Regions from separate parts of the Homo sapiens genome. Here region 1 is linked to region 2. The links are chromatin loops, found by intact Hi-C in ENCODE. Cell type or tissue: endothelial cell of umbilical vein. All regions are shown on one strand. Links, peaks and the distances in the headings refer to the core of each region. The heading gives the core; the rest is flanking DNA. Region 1 overlaps ARHGAP10 (Rho GTPase activating protein 10). Region 2 overlaps ARHGAP10 (Rho GTPase activating protein 10).

Evidence for each region. Hi-C counts contacts between places; a loop is a spot of excess contacts. Peaks named below come from ENCODE experiments on the same cell type or tissue, not always from the same donor. Only the 100,000 strongest peaks of a DNase experiment are listed, where the experiment ranks them.
Region 1: a loop joins it to region 2, with 5 times the contacts of the local background. A loop is called at or near these places in 22 of 110 quality-filtered maps.

Annotation. Positions count from the first base shown.
Region 1 is chr4:147,766,433-147,778,566 of GRCh38, forward strand. The region is part of intron 1 of ARHGAP10 (Rho GTPase activating protein 10); the gene reads left to right. Among named protein-coding and RNA genes, the nearest start is that of MIR4799, 10 kb to the right of the region's middle. In endothelial cell of umbilical vein, for the core only: no CTCF peak of the experiment used is centred there; DNase peaks (open chromatin) are centred at 1,849, 6,339, 7,199 and 7,509; H3K27ac peaks cover 4,431 bases.
Region 2 is chr4:147,825,896-147,838,029 of GRCh38, forward strand. All of the region lies in intron 3 of ARHGAP10 (Rho GTPase activating protein 10), which reads left to right. Among named protein-coding and RNA genes, the nearest start is that of MIR4799, 49 kb to the left of the region's middle. RefSeq lists an enhancer at 5,512-6,711. In endothelial cell of umbilical vein, for the core only: no CTCF peak of the experiment used is centred there; DNase peaks (open chromatin) are centred at 5,386 and 6,046; H3K27ac peaks cover 2,448 bases.

The DNA.
Region 1 (12,134 bases), core at 1,429-9,428, 59 kb before region 2:
AGAAAAAAGTCAGTATGTAAGCAACCATCAGTTTTTTCCCTCAAATTGTTTTGATTGCAGTCAGTTGAATCCATGGATGCAGAACTCATGGATATGGAGGGCTGTCTGTATAACTGTGTGTGGGTGTGTGTGGGTGTGTGTGTATATATACACATACATATATGTATGTGTGTATATGTGTATGTATACACATATATATACGTATATACACACCCACCCACACACACCCACACACACTGCACTCCAGCCTGGGCGATAGAGCAAGACTCCATCTCAAAAAATATATATAATATAAATATATATTATATACGTAACTATATTCATGCATATATATTTTGAGCTCATATATATTCATACATATATTCACATATATATATATATATATATATATATATATATATATATATTTATTTATTTATTTATTTATTTTATGATGGAGTCTTGCTCTGTCGCCCAGGCTGGAGTGAGTGCAGTAGTGTGATCTTGGCTCACTGCATCCTCCGCCTCCCAGATTCAAGCGATTCTCCTGCCTCAGCCTCCAAAGTAGCTGGGATTACAGGCGCCTGCCACCACGCCCAGATAAGTTTTTTGTATTTCTAGTAGAGATGGGGTTTCTCCATGTTGGCCAGGCTGATCTCAAACTCTTGACCTCAAGCAATCCACCCACTTTGGCCGCCCAAAGTGCTGGGATTACAGGTGTGAGCCACCGCGCCCAGTCTACCTGTATGTTAAAGCAAATCCAGCAGCAAAGAAATCTGTTCAGCTTTGTTTAAACCCATCAGTTCCTAAGTTTATTTAACCAGGGCCTCTCTTCTCAAAGCATTCTTTTCTTTCTCAAAGGACAAAGATTGGTAAATACTAGTTTAACTTCTAATTAAAGTTGGCTGGGTGAAACATAAGTGAAGCCTTAATATGTGTGGGCTGCAGAATTTATCTTTTTTTTTTTTTAATCCACATGGCAAAAATCATATAGGGGTTCTGAGTGGTAACTTAGTTTCCCTGCATGTCTAGTATCAGAATTTTGAAAAACATTGTGAGGACTGAGAGTTACCTAAATAATAACTTTAAAAAATAGCTGGTTTTGCTCCTATAAAGAAGACTGAGCCTATATTAAAAGATTATCAAGAATCGTCTTGAAAATCTAGGCATAAGTGTGCACCTGTAGTCCCAGTTACTTGGGAGGCTGAGGTAGGAGGATCGCTTGAGTCTAGGAGTTCGAGGCTGTAGGGTGCCATGGTCATACCTGTGAATAGCCACTGCACTCCACTCTGGGCAATATAATGAGATTACATACCTGAAAAAATAAAACATGTTAGTTTTCTTCTAACCTGTGGCTTTTGTCCAACTGGAGTCCTTTCCCTAGCAAAAAGGCAAAATTGAAAATAATTGTGATGGCAGTGGAGGACCAGTGAATAACATATTTGTATTATCAAGGGAATAGCTCTTAAATAACAGGACAGACACATTAGAGCCCTTTAGAAAGGGAGCAAAGATATGAGATTATCAAATTATGAAATGTGTTATATATGAATATACTAGGGAGTACCTTTCCCTGCACCCATGGTGCAGTATAAGTCTTCAGGCATGAAACATATATTTGTTAATGGACTATTCCGGGATGACTTTTAAATATTTACACTGAATAAATACCTGTATCTGGTTGGCCCATGTCCTAGCTGCTGAATATTCAGGAAAGAATAAGGGATGGCTCCTGACCTTGAGAAGCTTAGATTTCTGGTGAAAGTAGCTTTCTCAGTGCAATTATACTGTGAGTGGCATCTTCTTCCTCTCTGGGCCCTCCCCCTGGTTCCTGCTCCCCACTACTATTGCCACAGCTGAGTGTCAGGCTGAATGAATCATGGAGCTATCTGAGGATGGCAGTACTTACATTACTTTATTACGTTGTAAAATACTTCCTGATAAGAACGTACTAGTGGTTTTTTGAGTGTCTGGAAACATTGTAAACCTGTCAAATAATTCTAAAGATTCCGCTGTTAACATCAGCTTAAAGATTTGTTAGTAACGTAACTTGCCAAATTCCTTGCCCCATCACAGTGGTCTCCCTAATTAAAAAAAAAAAGTAATTAAAGGTTGAGATTTAATGAATTTTACTTACTAAATTTTCTCTGAAGCCAGAGACTTGAACATAATGAAATAATTGTTCATTTTTCAAAACCATAATATTTTTGTCCTTTTAAAGTAGAAATGGATGGTAGAAATTGTAGAAGCTGAATAAATTTGGTGACAACTTTGTTTTTGAGTTTGTTTAAACATTTAAGTGCTTAAAAATGGGGGCAAATTTTCTTGTCTTTTTTTTTTTTTTTGGCAGGGAATCTTGCTCTGTCACCCAGACTGGAGTGCAGTGGTGCCATCTCTGTTCACTGCAGCCTCCGCCTCCTGGGTTCAAGCGATTCTTCTTCCTCAGACTCCCAAGTAGCTGGGATTACAGGCACACACTACTATACCTGGCTAATTTTGTATTTTTAGTGGAGACAGGGTTTCACCATGTTGGCCAGGCTGGTTTTGAACTCCTGACTTCAAGTGATCTGCCTGCCTCGGCCTCCCAAAGTGCTGGGATTACAGGTGTGAGCCACTGCGTCCAGCCTTCATTCAGCATATGAAAATTAAAAAAACATAAAAAAGGGCAGAAATGAATTATGCAGCATGATTTCATTATTGCTCTCAGGAACTGGATAATGCTTTAAGGTAGGACTAATCTGTTTCAATGATGAGACATTTTCTCACTATACATAGCAGTTCTGGTCATTAGTGAAATTACTCAGTAAATGTTGAAGAAGAAGGAAAAATGAAGGTATCCATCATGATCCTAATTACCACCAATGAAGGTAATTAGGGAAATTACTCAGTAAATGTTGTTGAGGAAGAAGGAAAAATGAAGGTATCCATCCATAACTCAAGATGATCCCCTATTTAGAGAATAAGTATACATTCTACAGGCATCTAAGGTTTTCATGTTTCTCTGTTCTGTTTGGTTTTAATGGTATAATATACATTAAAAATTGTGCATCAAGGATTTTATTTCAGGTATGTGCTGCATTGCTTCTCTTTATGTAATAAATTCCTTGTTAACTGACATTGTTTCCCGGGGATTTCCGTATGTTAACAAGTTCTTTCTACAGAGATGATTAATACTTACGGTGATCACCCTGAGGTTCCACAAAACCCTCTTGAATCATCAGAGATGACATTCTACTCATTGTAACTTTAATGCCATGTATTTATTGTCTTTTAATTGTTTTGAAAGTTGGGCATCTGTTTGAGATATTTTTTTCTTTTGGTTATAATGACCCGTTTCCTGAACTTTTCAGATAAGAAACTATAGGATACTATCATGGAACCTGTTTTCTCCTGTACCCTGGTTTTAAAACCAGTGGCTGGAATTAAGACATGTGTTGAGGGAGGAAAAGGGAAAAGAGAGGAGCCTGAAGGGACTGCCACTTTTCTCTAGCAGTGGAATAAGGAGTACTTCATTGAGCTAAGAATAATTAATGTGGAGTGTTGAAAGATCATTCTGTATTTTATGCACATGTTCCAGATAACAGCATAAGGACCTATGAAAAGCAAGAAAAAAGTTTTCTGGGGCTGTCATCTTTGATCACATAGAGATGGAGTGTGTGTTCATACACCAGCCATTCCTGTCCGTCCTTGCCACCACTGACTTAGACCAGGTGACACATGGGCCTTAGTATGAATGTTGTAATTGGAGAATCTGCCTCAATTTTGAGCTCAACTCCAGTCTGTAGACTTGCTGATACAGTAGTATTTGTCTATCACAGCACTTAGAAATGATAGCCTGTGGTCAGGTGCCAGTGGTTCACGCCTGTCTGTAATCCCAGCACTTTGGGAGGATCATTGGAGGTCAGGAGTTAGACACCAGCCTGGCCAACATGGTGAAACCCTGTCTCTACTAAAAATGGAAAAATTAGCTGGGCATGGTGGTGGGCGCCTGTAATCCCAGCTACTTGGGAGGCTGAGGCATGAGAATTGCTTGAACCCGGGAGGCGGAGATTGCAGTGAGCTGAGATTGTGCTACTGCACTCCAGCCTGGGCAATAGAGCGAGACTTGATCTCAAAGAAATGGTAGCCTGTATCACATTGTTTTATGGCTATATCTCTGTATCCTGTATTTAACTTATAGTCATGTGGTGTTATGAAAAAAAGTAATCAGTATATATTGAGCACTTCTTTGTACCAAGCTAAGTAATTTGGAAAGACTTGTTTGTATTTTGACCTGGATTCAGATTCCACCTCTGCTACATACTGGCTTCATGACCTCAGTCAAGTTACTTAGCCCATCTGAGCTTCGGTGTTTGTTTTTTTCTGTATGACAGTTGTATGATTCTGCTAGGACAGCCATAGCCGAGTACCACAGACTGGGCAGCTTAAATAGCAGTCTTATTTTCTAGTAATTCTGGAGGCTAGAAGTCTGAGATCAAGGTGTTGGCAGGATTGGTTTCCTCTGAGGCACCTCTCCTTGGCTTGTAGGTGGCTCTTGTCACATGGTCTTACCTCTGTGCCTGTATCTTTGTCCTAATCTTCTTTTCTTTTAAGGAGACCAGTAATACTGGATTAGGGCCCACCCTAATGACCTCATTTTAACTTAATTACCTCCTTAAAGACCCTATGTTCCCTGTAATCCTAGCACTTTGGGAGGCCCAGGTTGGAAGATCACTTAAGCCCAGGAGTTTGAGACCAGCCTGGGCAACAAGGCGAGACCCCTGTCTCTGTTTAAACAGAAAAAAAGAATCCCGTGTCTGAATACAGTCACATTCTGGGGGGTAAGGAATTCAACATGAGTACTTGAGGGACATGTCCAGCCGCCTGTAACAGCAGTGAAAATGACATGTGCTCAAGTGGGTTTATTTTACTTTTTAATTTTTGTGGGTACACAGTAGGTATATATATTTGTGGGTTATCTGTAATATTTTGATACAGGCATGCAATGTGTAATAATTACATCAGGGTAAATAGGGTATCTATCACCTGAGGCATTTTTGTTGTTGTTCTTGCAAACAAATATACTCTTTTATTTTAAAATGTATGATTATTTTTGACTATAGTCACCCTGTTGTGCCAGCAAATACTAGGTGGCACAATTTTTTTGTACCCATTCAAGTGTTGTGTTGTTGTGAGGATTAAATGAAATAGTATATGCATGTGAGCTTAGTGCATGCATAATGTTAGCTTTCTCCTTGCTAGAGCGGGGTAGAATCTTGTTTTCTTTATATTCTATCCAAGTATAAACAGTAAATAAATGTCAGTGAAATTGTGTTTTAAGTATGTAGGTGCCCCTTTTCATAATTCTCATCTTCCTCGCCTCCACTCTTGCAACTAAATTAGTATTTTTTTCTTTTCTTGAGATGGAGTCTTGCCTTGTCACCAGGCTGTAGTGCAGTGGTGCTATCTCGGCTCACTGCAACCTCCACCTCCCAGGTTCTAGCGATTTTCCTGCCTCAGCCTCCTGAATAGCTGGGACAACAGGCGTGCGCCACCACGCCCAGCTAATTTTTGTATTTTTAGTAGAGGTTGGGTTTCACCATGTTGGGCAGGATGGTCTTGATCTCTTGACCTCGGGATCTGCCCTCCTCGGCCTCCTAAAGTGCTGGGATTACAGGCGTGAGCAACCGCGCCAGGCCCTAAATGAGTAATTTAATGCTAATTTAAGGGGATCTCTCCTGAGAAGTTCTCTCTACTTCTGCTCTCTGCGCACTGGGACGTGCCATCTCCACCTTTAAACTGCGCTAGGCCCTTGTTCCCTTCCCAGTTGGCAGGATTATCTGAGACTTCTCTAGATAAGAGCAGTGGACTTCAGCTCCCTCTCCCTAGGTTCCGTGTTTCCACCTGGCGGTAGTGTGTATCTGCCAGTTGACACTTTACATCACACAGTTTGTGATTTTTAGGTCTGCTCTGCCTTTCTCCTCTCTCCTCTCTGCAGTTTTTTATCTTTTTTTTAAGCCACAGTTCTACAGACAGATGGGAAGTTTAGAGCAAGGTAGGATAGGCGAGTGAGAAAGCAACATGAGAAAAATGAGTATAGGCTTATTGACTTAATGTTCTAGCTCAGACTTGTACCACAGGCCTGTGCCTTGTGGCGAGTGAACTGTAATTCCTCTGAGGATGTCTCTCTTGAATGTTTGACAAGGCATTAGCAATCATCTGTCGCCCAGGGAATTCCAAACAAAAACAGATGAGTTTAAAATCCTAGGGTATAAACGGCCACAGAATTGTTTAACTTGTTGACTTCTAGGGGAAAATATGTATTCTACAAATGTTATTACAGAGTTTTTACAGGCATTTTTATTATTAATGATGGGAAGCTTCCTGGAGCATTCTCTTAAGTCTAGTGGGGTTACTAAATGTAGTTTTCCAACTGGAGCTTGGTTTCCTGAAAGCTATTCTTGGTGGGGTGGATGAGTGCAGCTGTCGTATCTCTTAGTATTTCAGTTTGAGTCATTGGGTGGGCGGAACTGATTAGAATTCCAAAAGCAATACATATAGGAGTTAGGTGGAACTCTTTTGGAATTAAGTAGGAAAGATTTTGACGGAACTCCTGCATTCCAGAGTTCAGTGGTAAAAAGAACACTTTATGTACAGAGTATTTGGGTAAATGTCTTCTGCATTTTGCTTTAGTTTTTTCTTTGTTGGTAGAAGGGACACTTTATATTAAGAAGCTGTTACAATGTATTGTCAAGATAGAGTTATTTGAAAATATTTAAAAATAGCAGATTTCCCTTCTAAACATGCTGACTTCTTGTAGGTTAATGTGACGTTACTTTCATTAATGTACATATGTATGTATATATTATCATGTCTTCTTTTAAACACTTTACAGAGCTTTATAGTAAGTTCACCCAGTTCATCACAAGTTAGAATTTTGCTGCATCCTATATGCCTCACGGGAAGAGACATTATCTTGTGGAAAGTGGCTTTTGTGCTAATAAATAAACATCCCTTGGAATGTTACCCTCCATAGCAAAGGGGCCATGGAAGGCTCTGTGTTTTAGGATTACAGCTGCCCAGAGACAGCTTGGGAAACAGTGTTATGTTTTACAGCATCTATTAGAAATCAACTCGATGTACACTTAAATATTGTATTCTGAGTTATAACACAGCAAACTGACATTGTAATGTTTTCCAATATGTGATTTTCATTGTTGCCATGATGTCATAAGGATTTAAAAACAGTTATCTGTTTTTCGTGGGCAGAACTTAAAACAGTGTTAAAAAGCATGCACTCTGTGTACCAAAAGCCTTAAAGTGGAATGATAGGGAATCCCTATGGGGTAAAGAGAAGATTCTTGATTCTCTACCTTGGTTCTTTAGAATGTGAGTCAATACATTAAGAACCTGGACTGCTCTGAAACAGAGGCACATTTGAGAGCTCCTGGAAACCCCTTTATAGGATTATTTCCTTGTCTTTGTTCTTTAGTCCTTGATTTGTTGTCAAGTGAAGCTTGAGATATGTCTTGCAGCCATTTGAGAAGCAGCACATCTGGTTAGAAGCAGAGACTGGGGAACCTGATTGCCTGGGTGAGTCATTCCTGGCTCTGCCACTCCAGCTTTGTGATCTCAGGCAAGTTACCTCTCTCTGCCCCAGTTTCCTCAGCTGTAAAATGGGATAATAATAATATTCATAAGATAGTTGTGATAATGAAATGAGTTAATAAATGTAAGGCAATTTAGGATAGTGCCTGGCACATAGTTAGCCCTGTATAAAAATGTTGACTCTTATTATCTTGGTACATGTTAAATTCCTATATTTGACCATGTTCAGACCAAGTTGATATCCACTTCCATTTGTTCCACATTCCTGACCTAATTTGTCTTGGGGTCTCCAGCCAAAATCTAAGATTCCCCAGGCTAGGCAAGCATGAACTCTTGTTCTTAGTGGAATCTGTGTGGCAGAATTTATTTCTGCAGGTATCCAATGTTGTTGGATGGGTTTGGTTTGCCTGTAAGAGTGTGCAGGTGGAAAACATGACCTGGGTTTGTGTCTGTAGGGTTTAAAGTATGTGTTTAGGACAAGGGTTATATAAGGACAATTTTGAAGTCAAAGTTTTAATCTCTTTTTCTTCCCCTCAGGTTTCTTTATTCTATAACATATTTACTTATTTATTATAACCTTTAGGGCTCAGCCTCTTTATTTCCTGTGACTTTGTTTATTTCATGAGAGGGTGACCACCCAGGATTTACAAAGCTTCTTGTGTGTTGTGGAAGATAGTATAAAATTCAAATAATGCTTTTACCTGAGCACTAGTGTGTGTTTCGTTTCTTCCTTGAACTTGCTTAAAGAGGTAAGCAAGATTACCTCTTGGGGCAAAGATTCTTGGCAGAGATGAGAAGAACATTTTGTCATTGACAGAGTCTCAACAGGACCCCCAGCTGACATAGAAACACTTGTTTTGCTGTCTTCTCCATGCTGATCCTTTGCCACAGCCCTTTCCTCCTTGATGTATTTTTTTTTTTTTTTGAGACGGAGTTTCGCCCTTTTGTCCAGGTTGGAGTGCAGTGGCATGATCTGGGCTCACTGCAACCTCTGTCTTCCAGTTTCAAGTGATTCTACTGCCTCAGGAGTACTCTACTTCTGAGTAGCTGGGATTATAGGCTCTCGCCACCACGCCTGGCTAATTTTTGTATTTTTAGTAGAGACGGGGTTTCACCATGTTGGCCAGGCTGGTCTTGAACTCCTGACCTCGTGATCCACTCGCCTCGGCCCCCCAAAGTGCTGGGATTACAGGCGTGAGCCACCGCACCGGCCTGATGGTCATTAAGTGCCCTCAGCATTCTCACTCCTGGAGTCCAGGCCTAAAGCTTGCATCCCTCCTCCTGGCCAGTCCCCAGCCTTTAGAAATAAATAGGCTTTAAATGAGTTCTGCTGTTTGCTGTTCTGCCCTAGGCTGAGGCTAATGGAGGTGGTCTGTCTGCATGAGCAGAGCTGTGTGTGAGAGGCTGCTAGGAGAAAGCAATACCTGTTGTCTTAGGGGCCAGCTTCAGGGGCCAGTGACAGTTAAGACTCTTCCTCAGAGCTGCATTAGGGGCCTATCAAGCCTTGCTCTCACATATGCAGAATAAGCACCTTGTAGCCTGGCCTGGTAGGAGAAAGGTGATTATTGTCAGTACCCCTGGTCCTTGTTTCCTTTTCACCCAGAAGGCAGAGTGGGTATATGGAAAGATCACAGGCTTTTTGGCTACGCTGACCTGGTTTTGAATTCTGGCTCTGCCACTCAGCCTATTAGTACAAATAAATAATGCACACTGAGTCTTAGTTTCCTCCTCCCTAGGCATGGGGGCTCTAAATCCTTTTGCACAGAATTATGGTATAAAACAGCATGTATGCAGCACATCTGGATAGTGGCAGGCTCTGATGATGATAATAATATCACTAATACTGATAGAATGCTTACTATATACCAGATATTGTCATGAGATATAATGTATGTTATTTGACCCTTCCCACAACAACATCTCCGTTTTACACACTAGGAAACTGAGGCATAGAAAAGTTCCGTAAGCTGGCTATGATGGCACCGAGCACAAAGCCCAGATTTAAATCCAGGCTCCGAAAAGTTAGCTCCACAGTTTTTCAGATGGAGAATTTTTTGAGATTTCTAAGACTTTTGATAATATAAAATACCACTACTTGCAATCATTTATGGCCTCCTCGTAATCATTAACTTGTAGCTGGTGTATTTATCTTGTGTAGACCTGCTAGTGGCAACAGATACAACCTACTGCTAATGAGGAAATTGCCCTTTTGCGAATGAATGATGGAAAAAAAAATTCTAAGACGGAGTCTTGCTCTGTCGCCCAGGCTGGAGTGCAGTGGTGTGATCTCGGCTCACTGCAACCTCTGCCTCCTGGGTTCAAGCAATTCTCCTGCCTCAGACTCCTGAGTAGCTGGAATTACAGGAACGCGTCACCACACCCAGCTAATTTTTGTATTTTTAGTAGAGATGTGGTTTTACCATGTTGGCCAGGCTGGTCTCGAAAGGCTGATCTCAAGTGATCCACCCACCTTGGCCTCCCAAAGTGCCAGGATTACAGGCATGAGCTACCGTGCCCAGCCTGAGTGATAGAATTTTAATACTTGTTCTGGTTCAATGTGAAGCATATTTCTCCCTTCAGAGACTTACCTGTGGGGCTCCCCCAAGACAGCAAGCTGACTAGAAATCATTGTTCTAGAACTTTTGATAAATGTGCACAAGAGAGACTCTCCTATTCCCTTTGTTTCCTTGCCCATGTGACTTGAAGCTCTGCTGCTTCTGTTGGGTGAAGGTTTGATAGGGAACAGCTGCCTCGCTCATGGGGCAGCATTGGGAGCTTAGTGCACTGGGACTTGTATCGCAGCATGGACTTCACCTTGCCTGTTGGAGGCTGAGACAGCAAAATGCAGTTCGTCCAGATGCTGTGAAGAGTTTCGAGGACTTTCGTTAGGACGATAGTACTATGGTAAAAGCTTTGGGGTGGGCTCTGTCCTACGAGAGAGCGTGTCTTTCCTTCCTGGTGGCCTGCAGTGACATTGACGCTCTGGAGATAAGTGGCTATATTCATCACTGATCTGAGCAACCTATGACTGGGCGTGTCCTGGCAGCAGAAAATAACTGCTATGCTGATAGCTGTTACAGTCAGTTTTCTTCTTGGACATAAATTTACATTAATGTTAAACTGTTTTAAGGTGCATATGCATGATTTGCGTTTCAGCTATGTATCTCTGGCCTTTTACCATTAGGAAATTTGGTTTTCTGTCTTTGCTAATTGAACTAGAGTCTGTGTGGCTGGATAGAATCGTCTGGGTAGGGTGTGATTTTCTTTTTTTTTTTTTTTAGACGGAGTCTCACTCTGTCACCCAGGCTGGAGTGCAGTGGCGCGATTTCGGCTCACTGCAAGCTCCACCTCCCGGGTTCACGCCATTCTCCTGACTCAGCCTCCCTAGTAGCTGGGACTACAGGCACCCGCCACCATGCCTGGCTAATTTTTTTGTATTTTTTGGGTAGAGATGGGGTTTCACTGTGTTAGCCAGGATGGTCTCCATCTCATGACCTCCTGATCTGCCTGCCTCCCAGAGTGCTGGGATTACAGGCGTGAGCCACCACACCTGGCCGGGTAGGGTGTAATTTCCAAAGTTGACCTCACGTTGAACCTAAGGCTTAAAGATATAACCTTCCTGTCAGACGGTCAGATCTCTTAACACTGGATCACACTGACTGACCTTTAAGGGTGACTCATGTCTGTGTCATTTCCAGCAGCATCTTTAGTATACCTCTGGAGGGATAGTTTCCTTCTCTAAGTAGTAAAAGGTGAACCAGGAGGTGTTGGGGGAGTGGACTCTGCTTTTCATTTCTTTGAATAATATACATGAAATTATACATTGTGGTCCTTATTGTGCCATCAATTTTGTGTTTTTAATAATCCAAGTTTCTAAAGACACTCTTTCCTATAGATGGGGAGATAAAACTTGAGGAATTGGAATCCTCATGCTAGAAAGGCACGTTGCAGGTCCAGCCAGTGTGTAGTTACTGTTCATTAGTCTATGCATGGCACTCAACTAGATGACATGAGGATCCAGACAAGTCTTGCTTTCTGCCTTCAAGTTGCTTATACTTTAGGTGGAGGTATCAGTGATGTAAAAACTACATGGGTTTGTGACAGGGGAGATCCTGCTAGAAGTGTCGGTTTAGCGCTGAGAGGAGCAAAATGATTTGAAATAGATGGCATTTTTTCATGCCTGCTCAGACAGGATTTTTGCATGTGTGTGAATTTCCTCACCTTTGAAAGAGTGGGTGCTGCCTGTTGTATGATAGATGTCTGACATAAAATGCCTCTTTTTGCCCCTCATATCACGTGGCCTAGTGTAATTGGGGGGTTATTCTGGGAAAACAATTAGATATGCATTGTGTTTACAGTGTGCTACAACTCTTTAACCTGGGACATAACTTACCGAGATCTGCCATGACATGAGCCGCTTTCTCACAGTCCTGTTGGAGACCTGCCTGCCAAGGGCACAGAGCATTAAATGGTGGGCAAAAGTTATGCTAACTGAAGTCTGTTTTGTCTTAGGGTCTTTCACAGCCCTTTTTCATATTTCAGTTTTGTTAAAGCCCTAGAGCAGGGAT
Region 2 (12,134 bases), core at 1,294-9,293:
GCAAAGAAAGCAAAAGTCTCTGCCTTCATGGAGGTTAGATTCTAGGCGGGGGTAGTGAAGTAGAAATAAACCTGTAATCCATTGGCAGGCAGTGAAAAATGCTACAAAACAATACAGGGCAAGGAGCCAGGTGGGGCGGGGCTACAGCATATCTGGAGTGGTGAGGTGCGGACTGCCTTTTCAGTAGGATACTGCACAAAGGGCATCATCCTGGTGTCTGGAGGAAAAGTTCTGAGCAGAGTGGTGCTGGATTTTAGCTCTACAGAAATAGCGTGTGACCATTGTTAGGCTCAGTATTCTGTTTCTGTTTTAGGTTCCTAGAAATAGAGCGATGAGGTCCAAAAACAGGAACATGGTATTGGCTCCAGGCTGTGTGGAGTAGACAGCATGGTTTGCAGAGCTGTTGTTAGCCAACTGGCTGGTTTAAGCTCCAGCTGTGATGGAGGTTGATAGGGTCTCTGTGTTAGACAAGGTTGGGTTCCCATGCAGGGTAGGAACGAGAATAGGGTGGTGTCTGTATAAGGCCATGAACCTTAGGAGTGGTGTGGTGTGTCATACACAACTCATTGTGGGAACAGAAACACCTGCTGGAAAGCAGGACGCTGTCCAAAGCTGGGGTGGGTGGCAGCCACAGCCAACCACGGAATTAACAGGACACCTCCTAATGCTTTCTTCCTTTTTAGCTTGGAAAATTTCAAACATGTACCAAAGTCGAGAGAAATATACAATGAAACTACATGGACTCGACATCCAGCCTCAGACCAGTCTCGTTTCTCCTGTGATCCCTACTCCCCTTGACCCCCTGCTCTCCTCATTATTTTGACAGAAAGCCCAGTTTCATTCACAAATACTTCAGTATATATCTCAAAAAGCAGACACTTAAAAAAACACAGTATCCTTATCACAATCAGTAATTTCTTAATTTTGTGAAAAGTTAGGTCATATTCAAGTTTTCCTGATACTCATTCCAATTCTGCCTCTTTCCCTCCCCAAGCCCCGCCCTCAATAACAGTTGGTCTGTTTGAATCTGAGTCCAAACATATTACATTTGACTGATACATTTCCAAGTCACTTTCAATCTATAGGTTCTTCTCCCCATCCGCTTTTTTTCTCCTTTACAAGAATTCCTGATCCTTTTATATTTGCCTCGGAAACCTTTAAAATAGTACTTTCCTAAGTTATCAGTGAGTTGCAATAATGAAATTAGTAAAAGTTGAAAAGTTGGATTCTTAACCCATATTGACATTGTTTGGGTACTTCTCATCTTGATAGTCACTGATCACTTTTTTTTTTTTTTAAAGTGGAATCACTGTGGCTACCTTTGTTTCTTTAAATACCTTTGAATGCTTACTAAAACATAACTGATGCATTGCAGAACACTCGCCTGAAACTTTTGAGGAAGAATAGATACTTGCCTCAAGAAATTTCCAGTGTGATACTGGAGAGTAAGTGGTAAAGAGCTAATTAAATAGCCTATACTAAGTGCTTCAGACAAGGAATGGGAAAAGAAAACAATATACAAAGTGCGCCAGCAAAGATAATGTGGCTCACATGGAGTGGGCAGCCCCTAAGCTTGTGGCTGTTAGGAAAGGGTTTATGGAAGAAGTATTGGAGCTAGAGTTTGTGGGGTGGAGACACAGCAGAGGGCCTTTGTATAGTTTAGTAAGCCCATACCCCCGACACCGGGACAAGGAGAAAAGGAATGTCTTTAAGCAGCTAAAATGGTTGCCAGTACATTCTGAGAACTTTGAAAGACTCTTGTTTTACTTAAATTTTTTTTAACTTAAAAGTTTTAGAAACCATCAGCATGTTAAAAGCCACAGATTAAGAAAGGAATGCAAAATGACTGTAAAATGGAGGTAGAAATAGTCTAAAATTGGTTCCAAGGATTTCATAGTGGTCACTTAATCTTTTTTTTTGTTTGTTTTTGAGATGGGGTCTCGCTCTGTCACCAGGCCTGAGTGCAGTGGTGCAATCTCAGCTCACTGCAGCCTCCGCCTCCCAGGTTCAAGCGATTTTCCTGCCTCAGCCTCCTGAGTAGCGGGGACTACAGGTGTGCGCCACCACGCCCAGCTCATTTTTGTATTTTTAGTAGAGATGGGGTTTCACCATGTTGGCCAGATGATCTCAATTTCTTGACCTTGTGATCTGCCCGCCTCATTCACCCAAAGTGCTGGGATTACAGGCATAAACCACTGTGCCCATTCCACTTTATCTTTAAAAGCAATTAGTTTAGTATTTTCTGAAATCCTAAATTGAATAATGGTGCAGCATAATATTAATAATTGGATATTCATAATTAAGACTGAGTCATTAAAATGTTAAAACTACATATGTCTATTTTAGAAGGCAAACAGTAATGTCAACTATTTTAAAATGTTTTCTGAATCTTAAGGGTAAGATGAGACTTTAGGTTTTAAGGGATAAAGTCATCTGTGTGTATGCTCAGCAATCCCTGTTGGTTTTGAGCCACCAGTTATATAAGTTCATACGCCTCATCTCTATGCTTAAATAGGCTGTATTAAGTATACAGTTCAACAAATAGTGTGTGCCTGCCACATGCCAAGCACTGTGCCACATGCTATAAAGATAAAGACATAAGTAGTGATTCATCCATTGGAGGAGATGGCTGAAAGAAGGCATGTAATTTCCAACATGCTTCGTGGTAATCAAGTGATTGAGAAATTCAGGGAAGGCATCTTGGAGAGGTGATATCTGGGCTGAGTTGAAGGATGAGCCTTAGCTATGTCTGGTTTCCTCCTTGAGGGGAAACTGTTGAAATTTCGAAAAGAGGGAAGGATATGTTTGCATAGCCCCTTCCTTTCCCCCCTACAATGTCCAGCTTTGTTCCTACTAAAGTGAATTGTTGGAGAGAGAAGTAGAGCAATTGCCAGTCTAAGAAAAAAAGTCAGTGTTTCCCTCCACACTCAAAGAAGTGTAATTTCTATGAATACACATGCCTCACCCTTTAAAAAGTCAAGATAGTTTTTTTTTTTTTTGAGATGGAGTTTCGTTCTTGTTGCCCAGGCTGGAGTACAGTGGCATGATCTCAGCTCAGCTGCAACTTCTGGCTCCCAGGTTCAAGCGATTTTCCTGCCTCAGCCTCCCCAGTAGCTGGGATTACAGGCACCTGCCACCATGCCTGGCTAATTTTTTTGTATTTTTTTTTTTTTTGAGATGGAGTCTTGCTCTGTTGCCCAGGCTGGAGTGCAGTGGTGTGATCTCAGCTCACTGCACCCCTGCCTCCTGGGTTCAAGCGATTCTCCTGCCTCAGCCTCCCGAGTAGCTGGAACTACACGCGGGTGCCACTATGTCCGGCTAATTTTTTTTGTATTTTTAGTAGAGACAGGGTTTCACCGTGGTAGCCAGGTTGGTCTCGATCTCCTGACCTTGTGATCTTCCTGCCTCGACCCCCCCATCGTGCTGGGATTACAGGTGTGAGCCACCGCGCCCAGCCAATTTGTTGTATTTTTAGTAGACATGAGGTTTCACCATGTTGGGCAGGCTGGTCTCAAACTCCTGACCTCGGGTGATCCACCCGCCTCGATCTCTGAAAGTGCTGGGATTACAGATGTGAGCCACCGCGCCCGGCCAGGACAGTGTTTTTGAGTGAGTAGTTTTTGCTGATCATGTTGCCACCCTTGACTCTGGAGGTGAAGAACTCAACCTGGGGAGTCAGATCTGATACAGTTAGTGGCTGCAACTGCTCTACTCACTTCTGCGCGTGTTCTCAGAGGAAAGGGCTGTGTGGTGTGTTGCTGCCAGAATTCCAGAGATGTTCTCTCTGGCATGGCAGGACATGTTGTACTTATCTGAGGTGGGCAGCTGTCCAGGAATCTAAGGACTTTTAAAATAGTGCTGTAGTGTTTATGTTGTTCTTTTAAAAGCCCTTCATATTGCGTTTACTTCTCTACATGTATTCTTTTATCAGATCATTGAGTTTCATCCCTAGCCTAAAATGGTTGCCCAGTTTCTCAGGATTCTGGCAAATAAGGGCAATTGGTTGAGACCCAGAGGTTCAGGAAAACTGCGGGGAAGCGGGAGTGCCAGGAGAGAGAAGGTGGAGCTTGCCTGATGGTGCACAAAAGGTGCCTGAGATGGAGCTGTTCCGCCTCCCTCTCATCCTGGGGGTGCTGGGGGCAGACTGGGCTGCTAAGGAGATGTGAGGAAGTGTCTTGTCCACGGCTGCACCCCTTTCCCCATTTGGGCAGGAAAGCCCTTTGCCTATGCAGACTCTTCAGGCTTTTGAGACCCTTTTCTTTTTCTGTTGTTTTTCTCTACCACAGACTTTACCCTTGTGAAAATACCAGGCCAGGGATCACTTCCTGGGTGACCTGCCCTGACCTTTTGCCCCTATAGGGAAGGTACTAAGCTGCTGCATACCAAAGGCTTTTGTTAGCATTTAGATGGTCGGTCACAGGCAAGACGTGATGCCTGCTCTCTCAGCCCTGGCCTGTGCTTTACTGCACCCCCTTCTCATCATCCTTTCATGCTCTCAAATCTCCTCCATAAGTTTTTGGACTTTTGACACGGATTTTTGTTCCAAACTATTAGGTTGGTACAAAAGTAATTGCGGTTTTTGCCACTTTTTTTTTAAATGGTCAAAACCACAATTCCTTTTTTTTTTTTTTTTTTTTTTTGATGGGGGGAGCCTTGCTTTGTCTCCCAGGCTGAAGTGCAGTGGTGGGATCTTGGCTCACTGCAACCTCTGCCTCTCATGTTCAAGTGATTATCCTGCTTCAGCCTCTTGAGCAGCTGGGACTATAGGCACTTGCTACCACACCCAGCTAATTTTTGTATTTTTAGTAGAGACGGGGTTTCACCTTGTTGGCCAGGCTGGGCTCGAACTCGTGATCTCACGTGATCTGTGCGAATTGGTCTGCCAAAGTGTTGGGATTACAGATGTGAGCCACCGCACCCAGTTGAAACCACAGTTAACTTTTGCACTTACCTAAATATTTTTTAAAAAGTGTTTCAGAGTATTACTAAAAGAATGTATGATGGTTAAAATGAGTTAAATGCATTCCACCTTTTAGGAGCAAATATGCTATTCTTTCTTTAGTATGCCCTAGGGCACTTGTCATCAAAGTATGGTCCCTGGTCCAGCATCACTTTAGGAACGTGCAAGAAATGCACATTCTCAGGCCCACCCCAGAACTCTACTGAGTCAGAAACTCTGTCAGCTGGTCTTTCATGAAACTCTCCAGGTGATTCTGAAGCAGGCTGAAATCAGAGCTACTGGCTTAGGGTGCTAGTGAAATCTTGGCTGGCAATCCTTTCCTTAGGGTTAGATCTGTCTGGACGTTGGATACACTCTAAATTGTTTCGTGATGACTGTGTCCCTGTCAGGAGGTTAAAATAGTGATGGAAAGCCTAAGCTTTGACTTCTCATTTCCAAAGGATTTGAGACTATAGCTGGTTTGTGTTAATGGAATAGGTTTAGTAGGATTTTTAGTGTTACTTACTTTGTATTTAATATTGCTTGTGAGTTCTTATAGGATAAGTACCTAAGGCATTAGATGCCATTAAAAAGATTATGCCTTTAGTTTCATCTTATTATATTTACAGTATTTTATATGGCATGTGAAGCTTGTTTTAATCAGTTCTTTTACAGTTTATGTGGATTTCTGTTGGCAGGCACATTCAGAATGGAGGAAATTCATCTTGAACTTATTTGTGAGAACATTTCTCAGTTTGGTTTAAAAGTTGTCAGTGACCTAATTTTATGAAGACTTTTTCCTCCTTGGAACTGACCTTTACAATTGGACAGCATTGCTTTTTCTTACAATTCTCTTTTTCCCGTAAGCCTGTTATTCAGTCAGATAGGGATGTCTTTGTAAAACCTGTTTTTCAGGAATGTACCGTTTGAGAGTTTAATTTACTGACTCAGAATCCTATAGAGATCACAGTCAGGAATAACTCAAATCAAAATTCTAAAATGAGTGAAGATTATCTTAGGCAGGAGGCCTGTCTCCTTCTTGGACCCCTTTCCCTGCAAGGCCTTGCCCCATGACTCAGTGTCCTCTCTGTTGGTGACTCATTATCATCTGTGGCCTTCCAGCCTTGTCATCATCAGATTCTACTTCCCTGTTGAAACTTACATTTCCTGAATTTCATATCCTTAGGGTGTATTCTCTGCTTCTGAGGAATCGGCCAACTCTGCTCTCTTCTTCCCCCTGACTGCCCCGCCCGACATACACACACCCACCCACACACACACAAGGGACCCTAGAATGTAACCAGCCCATTTAATTGTCTAATCCAGAGGAGTGATTCGATTATTGGGAATGTGTGCAGCTGAGTCTGCTGTTTCACTAGGGAAATATTTCGGGATGAGCCAAGGTACCTAGGATCAGCCTTTAGACCATGTCATGAAAATATTAGATGGTATAGCCTTGAAAACAAAGAACTGAAGAGAACTTAGGGAGACATATTTGACCACTTAATTTTTTTTTTTTTTTAAAAAGAGGAGTCCAGGCACGGTAGCTCACGCCTGTAATCCCAGCACTTTGGGAGGCCGAGGTGGGTGGATCTTGAGGTCAGGAGTTCAAGACCATCCTGACCAATGTGGTGAAACCCTGTCTCTGCTAAAATTACAAAAATTAGCCAGTCGTGGTGGCGGGCACCTGTAATCCTAGCTACTTAGGAGGCTGAGGCAGGAGAATCGCTTGAACCTGGAAGGCGGAGGTTACAATGAGCTGAAATCGTGCCACTGCACTCCAGCCTGGGTAACAGAGCAAGACTCTGTCTCAAAAAAAAAAAAAAAAAAGGAAATTGGAGCTCATTGAGGGTGGAGTTTCTACATCACTAAATAAGGTTGTGACAGAGATGAAAATAGAATCTTTCACATCTTCTAGTATCCTAACGACATTATGCCTTACCTTTTTCTCTTTGTAAGACATAATATTTTTCCTTCCACCTTTGAACATTAGTGAAATGGATATGTATCTTATAGTTGCTATCCACCAGGCAGCAGTCATGAAACGGACATGAGGTTACTTCTCTTTTACTCTTTGGACAACTGTAGCTCCTCAGTATTTCAGTCCACAGACCACTTAAGGAAGAAATATGAATGCTGGTGGTGGTTTGAAAACCTTCCGTTGAGACCTGGTTAGGTCAAGGAAGTGCTGGTATCAGTATCCAAAGAGTGGGTGCCTGCCATCATCTTGGAAGAAAATCCTGGATACAAGAATGGAGCTCCTTAAGAGCACCCTTTGAAGAAATGATGCATCTCCAGTATTTTCAGTGGCACAGAGGAAAAATATGTGTGGTGATACGGTTTGGCTCTGTGTCCCCACCCAAATCTCACCTTGAATTGTAATCCCTATGTGTTGAGGGAGGGACCTGGTGGGAGGTGATTGGGTCATAGGGCCAGTTTTCCCCATGCTGTTCTTGTTATAGTGAGGGAGTTCTCACGAGAGCTGATGGTTTAAAAGTGGCAGTTTACCCTGAACTTGGTTTCTCTCCTGCCACCATGTAAGACGTGCCCTTCTTTCCCTTCCCTTGTGCCAAGATTGTAAGTTTCCTGAGACCTCTGCAGCCATGTGGAACTGTGAGTCAGTCAAACATCTTTTGTTTATAAATTACCCAGTCTCAAGCAGTAACTTCATAGCAGTGTGAAAACAGACTAATTCATGTGGGAAAAACCAGATTTTGATGACTGAGATGAAAAGTGATTCAGAGGAGTTGGACTTTGAAGAAGTTTTAGAAATATCTTAACAAAAGTAGTTTGCTTACTTCTTTATGCACAAGAGGGATACATGATGAAAACATACCTTTCAAAGAGCTTTTTCAATGTATATAAAAGTGCTAAGTGTTAAGCTATTATTTCAAGATTAGCAGGATTTTTTTGTGGTAGGATATAAAATAATGGAGTGTTTTACAGTTGGTGGTGATTAGATTCAATGATATATATATTAAGTTGGTGGTAGAGATTGTGTTAGATATTCAAGAAAATGCCAATGTAGTGGGAAAATATGGTTTCGAAGCTGTGGCAGCCATGGGCACCTCTCAGATAGAGGAAGGAGGAGTGACATTGACTATCAGGCCCAGCTGCTCTGTGGTACAGTTGTGTTAGTGTGAAAGCCATGCCTCCCACGTTCTGCCTATCTTTGTCTGTTTTCTGTTGCTTATAACAGAATACCTGCAACTAGGTAAATAAAAGGAATTTGTTTCTTACAGTTATGGAGGCTGAGAAGTCCAAGAGTGGGGGACCCAGGTCTCTCTTCCTTTTTCTTTCTATAAAGTCACCAGTCTACTCCTGTGATAACCCATTAATCCATTAACTCATTAGGCTGGGAATGGTGGCTTACACCTGTAGTCCCAGCACTTTGGGAGGTGAGGCACGAGGATTGCTTGAGCCCAGGAGTTCAAAACCAGTCTGGGCAACATAATGAGACCCCATTTCTGCAGGGGCAGGGGGAAGCCAGGTGTGGTGGTGGCACGCATCTGTAGGCCCAGCTACTTGGGAGGCTGAGGTGCGAGGATTGCTTGAGCCTGGGAGGTTGAGGCTGCAGAGAGCTATTATTGTGCCACTGCACTCTAGAGTCTGGGTGATAGAGTGAGACCCCATCTCAAAAAAATTAATAAAATTCATTAACCCATTAATTCATCAGTGGATGAATCCATTCATCTTTTAAGGCCCCACCTCTCAATAATGCCAGACTGGGGATTAAGTTTCAACTTGTTTGAATGTCCCAAGCCTTCTAACGGCAGCCTTGTTAGACTTACCCCAGAATGGCACTGCAGCCTCACCCACACACACAAACACACAGACACATCCACCCACCCACACTCACACCCACACCCATACACATACCCACCCACTTCCACCCGCACACCCACCCACCTGCCCCCACCCTCACACCCATACACACCCACCCATCCGGCTTGCTTTCCTTCCCTGTCTCCTTCCCCTGGGTCAGACCTGCATCACTGTCTGATGGCCCCTCCAGTCTTCCCTGGCTCCCTCCCCATTTTCTCTCACAGATGTTTCCCCTAATAAATTTCTTGTGTGTCTCATCCTGTCTTGGTGTCTGCTTCTTAGAGGACCTGGACTAACAAAAATGAACCATTTGGAGTAAAAGATTCAGGGTACTTAGCATTGTCATTCATCGGTTGCTATTATCACTATAAGCAGAAAATGTTGCTTTTATGTAGAAATGCTGTTCTTTAAATTATCTAAATTTATAGGAGAATCCCACTTCATTTATAAATATTTTGAGTGCCTACTATGAGCCACCGTGTTCTCACACCTGAGGATACAATGAGGAAACCCTTGTCCAGAGTGCTCAGCTAGTGGCCGCCTGGTAGAGAATGAGTTCCCAAGAGTTTTTCAACCCTGCAGCCCTTGTTTTTTACTGTTGACTGCCACTTTTTTCTCTTAACCCGTGCATCACAGATGGGCTGGAAAGAAAAGCTTTTGTCATTGATTAAAGCCATTCTTTTCTGAATGTTTCTTTTCTTCTCTCACATTTTTTCTTTTTCTTTTCCTTTTCCCTTAAGTCTTGCTCTGTCGCCCAGGCTGGAGTGCAGTGGCAGGATCTTGGCTCACTGCAGCCTCTGCCTCCCAGGTTCCAGAGATTTTCCTGCCTCAGTCTCCCTGAGTAGCTGGGGTTACAGGCATGTGCCACCATGCCTGGCTAAATTTTGTATTTTTAGTAGAGACAGGGTTTCACCATGTTGGCCAGGCTGGTCTCAAACTCCTGACCTCAGGTGATCTGCCCGCCTTGGCCTCCCAAAGTGCTGGGATTACAGGCATGAGCCACTGCGCCTGGCCTATTTTATTTTCTTGATTTAACAGTTTATTGCCTTAGTATGCACGAGGTTCCATTTCTAGCTGTGCCACTGAGTCATACCATTCACTTCAGAAACTAAAATTTTCTCTTATGTAAAACAAAAAAAAAATTCAAAATTGCCTCATGAAACTTTAATTTCTATGGGGTTTTTATTTCCTCTCATAATAATATTCTTCCCAAGTATTTATTTTGTTTAAAATATCGAAGCGAGGTTCTTACTGTCCCTTATGCACAGAGGGAAGGAAGATCAAGTTTCAGCATCTGCTGCATATCCTTATTAGGCAGACTCATTCCTTAAATACTCAGTAGCTTTTGTTTTATGATTCTCATTTTTTCCTAAGTGTACTTAAAAACAAATCTTTACAGGTAGATTGTGTTTGATTTAAATAATCTGAATAAAATTTCTGCTATCTTTTTTCAGTTAATGTCCTTCAGAATGGATGCTAGCTTTTCTTTTGTGGGAGGCAAACACACCCTAACATACTTGTTCGTAGAAGATAGATACTAAGAGAATCGTAGACTTTGGTGATACATTGACCTTTTTTTTTATTTTTATTTTTTGAGAGAGCCAGGTCATAGGCAGATATTCAGGGAATTAAATCAGAGACCAGAAGTTGTCAGAATTTCAGCCTTAATCCTCTTTAATAGGACTAGGTTTCAAGTTTTTCACAGTTCAGGATTGAAAGTTGATAAAATTCTTACTGGGGACATTTTATTCTTGGATTATCTGTATGAAAGCAGAAGTGTGATAATTGAACTAGTCGATTTGGGATATATACTTTAAAATCATAGTTTCTAGCTTATTATGTGAGTCGTCTTTGGTCTGAAAGAATGAGGCATTATTCAACAGCCATTTCCTATTAATCGGCTCCTGATTTTCAAGTTTGAACCCTGTGGAATTAATTTATAGCACCTGAGCACCTGTGTCCCAGTTAGAGCTTTGTGCGTGGGTTCCTTAAATCTAAGTACCAAGTAAGCTAGTACTTAGCTAATGAGTGTGAGCTATTGCCATCATAAAATTGAATTTCGTTTTTACATTAGTTTCTCTACTGGGAAAATTAGATTAGCTTGAGCTGTGCTTGAAAATAAAATACCATACTGGGATTTGTTGGGAAGTTACAATTGCTTCAAGTATGATGTGCCTTTTTTTTTTTAAATTGTTTTAGGTAGGGAGAAAGTATTATTCCTGGCTTTATAGTTGAGAATATTCAGGTAACAAAAGGAAATTGTTATTTTCTGTCATCTAAAAATAGAACTAGTTAGGGCAGAGCCAAAATGAAAACACGTTGGCCTCCTATTTTTCCGTGCTGGAGGGCCCTCGTAGCGAAATCGATTGTGAAACTTTTTCACTTTTTGTCAACATTAGTCTTTTGACTCTTGTTCTTTCTCTTATGTCAGGTATTAAAGTGGGGGAACTTTATTGGCCATCTTAATCTTTCTATTTAAACTTGAGCCTAGAATGATGGGGAAGGTATAGGCCGGGGGAGGCTGGATAGATGGAGAAAGAGGTACCAAAGGGTGAGTGTGGAGGGAGAGTGATGTAATTAATTGATAATGAATTGGTTTAATTAGGGGAACTCTTGTGTTAGGAGTATAGAGAAAAGAATACGAAAGCATTTTGTCAAGATTGTTTATACGGTTCTGAAATTCTAAAAAATACTAATCCTTTATTAGTCTGGATTCTCAATTGCAAGCACTAGCTAGTTTGAACATAAAGGAAATTCATTAAAGGGTATTGGGTTTCTTGTAGTATCTTTAAGAGATGTGGGGAACCAGGAATGATGCCCAGGTTGTACCACAGAGCTGGGCTTAGAGCAGATGCCACTATTGCTACTGGATGTGGACACTACAGTTTGCACCAAGAGCCTCACTGCCCTGTGGCTGTTGGAAGAACTGCTGCCTCTGGAAATTAGACTAGTTGCTGCCACCTCGCTAGAATCTCTGGTCACTGTTTTTTTTTTTTTTTTTTTAAAGCAGTAGCTTTTGAATCCAAGTCTTGGATGGGACCATCTCATTAGTGGAACCCTAGCTAGGTGTCATTACCTTACTGCAAGCCAGTGTCTGTCATTTTTGGCTTTTATGGTGGGAGGTGGACTTTGTTTCAGTGGGAAGGAGAATTCCTCAAACATAGGAAGGGGTTTCAAGTGCTGGGCAGCCCAAAAGGACTGATGTTCCTGTATGTGCCTGATTGTAAGACAACATTATTTTCCCAGAAGATTAAACATAATAAAATTGTTTCAGACAACTTGAACACGTATACTTTTAGGTATGCATATGTACATCTGCTAGATAATCAGATGTCTCCCTTCATCATTTACTTGATTAAATATGTGTCCA